2 separate regions of the Homo sapiens genome follow, and region 2 is linked to region 1. Evidence: chromatin loops called from intact Hi-C (ENCODE). Cell type or tissue: heart right ventricle. All regions are shown on one strand.

Evidence for each region. A loop is a pair of places that touch in the nucleus more often than their neighbours do. Peaks named below come from ENCODE experiments on the same cell type or tissue, not always from the same donor. Only the 100,000 strongest peaks of a DNase experiment are listed, where the experiment ranks them.
Region 2: a loop joins it to region 1, with 3 times the contacts of the local background. A loop is called at or near these places in 2 of 110 quality-filtered maps.

What each region holds. Positions count from the first base shown.
Region 1 is chr2:5,390,111-5,392,610 of GRCh38, reverse strand. No RefSeq gene overlaps it. Among named protein-coding and RNA genes, the nearest start is that of LINC01248, 300 kb to the left of the region's middle. In heart right ventricle, no CTCF peak of the experiment used is centred here; a DNase peak (open chromatin) is centred at 1,060.
Region 2 is chr2:5,914,769-5,917,268 of GRCh38, reverse strand. No RefSeq gene overlaps it. Among named protein-coding and RNA genes, the nearest start is that of SILC1, 17 kb to the left of the region's middle. In heart right ventricle, CTCF peaks have their summits at 1,020 (motif pointing right) and 1,724 (motif pointing right); a DNase peak (open chromatin) is centred at 1,870; H3K27ac peaks cover 1,658 bases.

The DNA of each region.
Region 1 (2,500 bases):
TGGTTGGAGATGACCAAGTTCTCATTTGCAACTCTAGCTCTGAGCCAAGCACTGTCATCCAACATTGGATGACAATTCATTTCAACAATTCTCATTTCTAATGTGTCGCTCAAAGAGAACTGGTGAGGGGAGGGCTGGGTTCAGACACTGGTGATCCTTGGCCCTGCCACTCTCACAATAGTGCCCAGAGAGAAGCTCAGCCCCGGTCTCTAACTGAAGGGAATGAACACTGCATTCTCGTTCTGACAGTTCTCTCATTTCTTCTCCATTTATCTCTTTAAACTTTTCCTCTTTGTGCAAAAAGATAAAAATATATAAATAAACTGAGAAAAGGAAGATTGTGGTTAGGGTCCAGTTTAGAGCCTCAGGCGAACTGTCATTTTCTTCTGTTTTCAATGGATAGTGGGACAAGGACAATAGGAGGATGGGTCTTTCTAACCAAAATTCAGAAGCCTGAATTCTTCCACAGTGGTATGTCTATTAAGAAAAACATGGGAGAATGGTTTCCTTAAAATGTTATTTTTTCCTATTACGAGCATTTGTGATTTAATTCATAGTATCTCTGAAATGGAGTTTAAGAAAAACATATATATCGAACTATGTGAAAATTACTGAGTACAATATTTTATTTTTAGTAGTGCTACGGTCATCTCTTTGGCTTCTTCTTGGAAAGTTCTATACCATTATTCACTTTTTCTGTATCTACATGGGGATGCTCTTCCTTTCTCAGTCAGTGCTTTTCCTAAACTTGCCTGCAGTGCTGTAGTCAGCTCATTCATTCTTGTTTTCCAATAAGGTGAAGCATGCATTAATACTCATGGAAGACCCAGACATTACGTCTCTGTAATGTCATAGAAAAGGCTGACCGTTCTCCTAAGGGGTTCTTTTCCACAGTAACTGTGGAGTTGAAGTGGAGGAGAAGCTTGCTGGTGTCTTCAGGTCATCAGGTTACAGCAACACCTTCATAAATCAAGCAGGGCTCTTCCTTTGGTGAGCCAGTGAGTATCGAGGCTGGCCAGCTGCCAGCAGCCCGTGCTGCTCTCCTTCTCCCTGATCCAGGGACCTTGGCTACCACTCACTCTGCTTCTGACAGTTCATTGGCACCAGGACAGCAACAGCAGAAGACCAGCTGTTGAACACTGAGAGTTCTTGTGAGAAAGGTACCATCATCTCTGATTTGTAGACCGCTTTTTAAAAAAGCAACAGTTCATCAGGAATCGTATTTTTCTACAACTCTATGATTGAATCAGACTTCTAGGTTTGTGTACCCCTACATCAAATGGTGATCATTTAGAATTCTCTTACAAAGATATTATATCTATACAGACAACGCTACTCTGCTTAATGTATACATGCCCATCTGAAGAAATAGCTTCCAGTACTTTGTTTTTATTATTCTGCTTCCAAAGCCATGTGAGTTCCCTTGTACAGTTATGTGGAGTTTTTATTTCCCACAACTCAGCTACTCCTTCAGGAAACTGTGTACAAATAGGTTCTTTTTTAAACACACACACACATACGCAAACACACACACACACACACTGTAATACTTCACAACATAGAACAACAGTCAACAGTCAACGTAGTGTTCCCCTTGAATGATTAAAGACCCAACCCAACACCAGAAGCTGGCGAAGAGAAGGAAATACTCCCTGACATTTTATCAGCTGTAGAGACTTGTGAGGCATTTATTGTGAGAAATCATCACAATATGTCTTGATGTGGATTTGACTTAGGGGAAAAGCAAACACAATTTGGGTTAGGTTTGCTTTTATCATTTCAAAGAATGATTATGAAGATGTGAGAGATTCCCAGATCCCATTGTACCATTTCTGCTCTCAACATTACAGAGATCCCTAACCACAACCTGGTGCTTAAGCCAAGATCTATTCTCATAAACCTCTATCGCATCAGGTTCCTTAAATAATAGGTGAGGTCAGTGAAGATTATTTCATGAAACTGATCAATCTTCTTGAGAGTGGAAAATTCCACTGGATGGATACTCCCAAAGCTGATGTCCTCTTCCAACCAGCAAATATTTATTGAGAATACTTAATGTGCTAGGCATATTGTAGATACCCTGCTAATATAACAATGCTTAAAACAGATGAAAATCCCCTTCCTCCTGAAGTTTTTATTCCAGTAAAGGGGGACAAACAGCACAATTATACAAAGAAGTAATGCATACCATATTAAATGTCGGGAACGGCTATGGAAGAAGAGAGTAAGAGACTGTGAGGTGTAAGAGGATCATTGTCATTTTTGAACAGGATGTCTTAGATGATATAGAATAAATAAGAATTTTATACATATTTTTAAATACTTAATTTTAATGTATTTTAGAAGCTTTCAAATATAACCATGGAGGTTTTCGTTCGTTTGTTTTCTGGTTTGTTTGTTTTTAGAAGTTGTCAAGGGAAGCTTTGTCTATTCTTATAAAAACAATGTTGTATTTCCGTATTCATTCCCGGTCAACGCAGAAATTTGCAGAGAAGCTATT
Region 2 (2,500 bases), 520 kb before region 1:
CCCTTCCTTGACACATGGGAATTACAACTCAAGATGAGATTTGGGTGGGGACACAGAGCTAAACCGTATCAGCTAATGTAGGGACCTTACAGGTAAATAAACTGAGGGCTAACCAATATGCATATTTCCTCTCATCTATCCCACACCTGCTTGCCGTCTTTCAGTCTGCAAAATGACCTGCCTTCTCACTCTCAAAAGACCATCTCAGCATGATGAGTTGATGATTCTCTATCAATGGCCTCCTTTCCCTCTCATCCATTTCAAAATATTTGTATGTCTTCACTGGTATTTTTCTCCTTGTTTACCTCTCCAGAGGAAACAGAATCTTTCCACTAGACAAAGGCTCACCCCTCCATCGAGGTCCTGAATGCAATCTCTCTTATTTTTCTAACCTTCTAAGCATGTAATAATTCATCCAAACCGGAGGAAAAGGAAGCTATGATGGGAAGGCATAGGGGGCCATCAGGTCTGAACTGAGACTGCACTAGTCCAACCAAACATGCTATCTCCGACATGCCTTAAATCTCTTTCTTTACACCACCTGCCAATCAATAAATATGATGAAAAGATTCCATATTAAAAATGAATGAATAAAAGAACCCTTGATCTCTCTGATTTTCCTCTTTTATTCTTATCACCTCCAAAGTTCTAGGGAAGGCAGTCTATATCTGCTTCCTTCCCACTTCAGTTTGTTGAAATCTCCACCAGGTTCTGGATATCATTCTTGTAAAACTCATCAGTGGTTTAACTTCGGTGGAGCCTCATCCTATTTAATGTTATCCGAAATTTAACCACTGCCTACCTCTTCTTCTTAAAGCTATCTCTTTTCTTGAAATATGAGGAATGATTCTCTCCTGGCTCTCATCTCTCCTGCCTTTCTGCTTCTCGGATTTTGCTGATTCCTTTCTGTGGGGACATGGTTAATATTTGTGGGACTGTCAAACTCCTCATTGCAGCCATGGCTCCTCCAAAAGGTAGGGTTCTCCTTGGGCTTCTGATGCCTTCTCTTTCTGGGTCATTTCCACCAGCAGAGGGACCCCTTGAGGCGAGGGTGCTAATCCTTGTTCTGCAGACTATAAGGAACAGGCAGGGTTGTGTCAATACACTCGTGGGACAAGGGAGCCTGGTGAAAACCCCATGCATATGAGATAGGGGTGTGGCTGAGCAGGAGAAGGAGGACAGACAGCAAGGAGGCGAGTCGGCCTCTCTTCCAGTCCTCAAGTCTGCCCCAGTGCTTGTCCTACTGTGACTTGCCTTGGAGGAGTGAGGCATTGGAGAGGGAAAAGCTTGCATGAGCCAGGCCTGACCCTTGGGCTGCCAGTCTTCATGATACAAACCTGTATGTTTAGGAGACAGAGAGACCAGCAGGGGCAGCAGTATGAGCTGTTTTCATGAGCCCTAGTAAGTTAGAGAGGCCTTAAAATTAAGTCTACAATAAGATGATAGGCCTTCCTACTTAGAAAAAATAAGGATGCCCATCCATGTGAATAGATAGATATTCACAAAGGCAGTGCCCATGCTAACCACAGTACTGGCCGGTGGGAGGATCTCTGTTCTTAGCCTGGTCACACATTTCTCCTAGTGGACTCCAAGTTGGGTCACACAGCCCTATTGTCACTCCCTGGCTACTGAGCACAACTGCTTACAATCCACCCTGTCCCCATCCTGGGTAGCCTGGAAAATCCCTGTAATTATAAACAGGCCCTGTCTCCAAGCCATCCCTCTCCCCAGGGCCCCACCGCAAGGTGGAGACGGTGACTCAGCTTGGCCCCTGCTGGAGCTTATTTCTGTGGGCAGTCCCAGCAGGAAATCATTGGGAGTTGAGGCATTGGGAGGGCCTTCTTAGGGGCTGCTGGGTTCTGGACAGCAGGAGAGGGAGGAGAGTTGCTCGGGAGCTCTCCAAGCTAAATCAATCCTTTCCCTTTCAGCTCAGAGATAAAAACCTGGAGTGCCATTTGAGCGCTCAGCACCCAGGAATGTCCCCACACAGCTGACAGGCATCAGCTTCCATTTAGAATGTGTGAGATTGCTGGCTGCCAGACCCACCCCTGTGGTTTAGTGAATGCCAAGAAAGTCCTGGAAATGAAGGAATTAAATAGCCATAGTCCAAGCATGTATTTCTCACACTGAGAATTACTCAGCACCCTCACATAGCAGATCCGGATATGTGGGTTACAATAATCCCTTATATTTATATAGCACTTTTTAGTTTACAAAGCACTTTCAAGTCCATTAGTGCATGTGATCCTCCAGACGGCCCTATGAAACATCAGGGAAGCTATTATTAGTCTCGCCCCACTCTGCTCCCATAATTCTTTGTACATACCTCCTCTAAAACACTTATCACTTGGTTCTGTAATGACTTGCTTACAGTGTGTTACAGTGAAAAGAACATGGGCTTTGGAATCAAACAGCCTTGAGTGTGAAAGCTGGCTCTGCCATTTACCATCTGCCTGAGCTTAGGTTAGGTACTTCCTCTCTCTAAGTCTTAGTTTTCCTA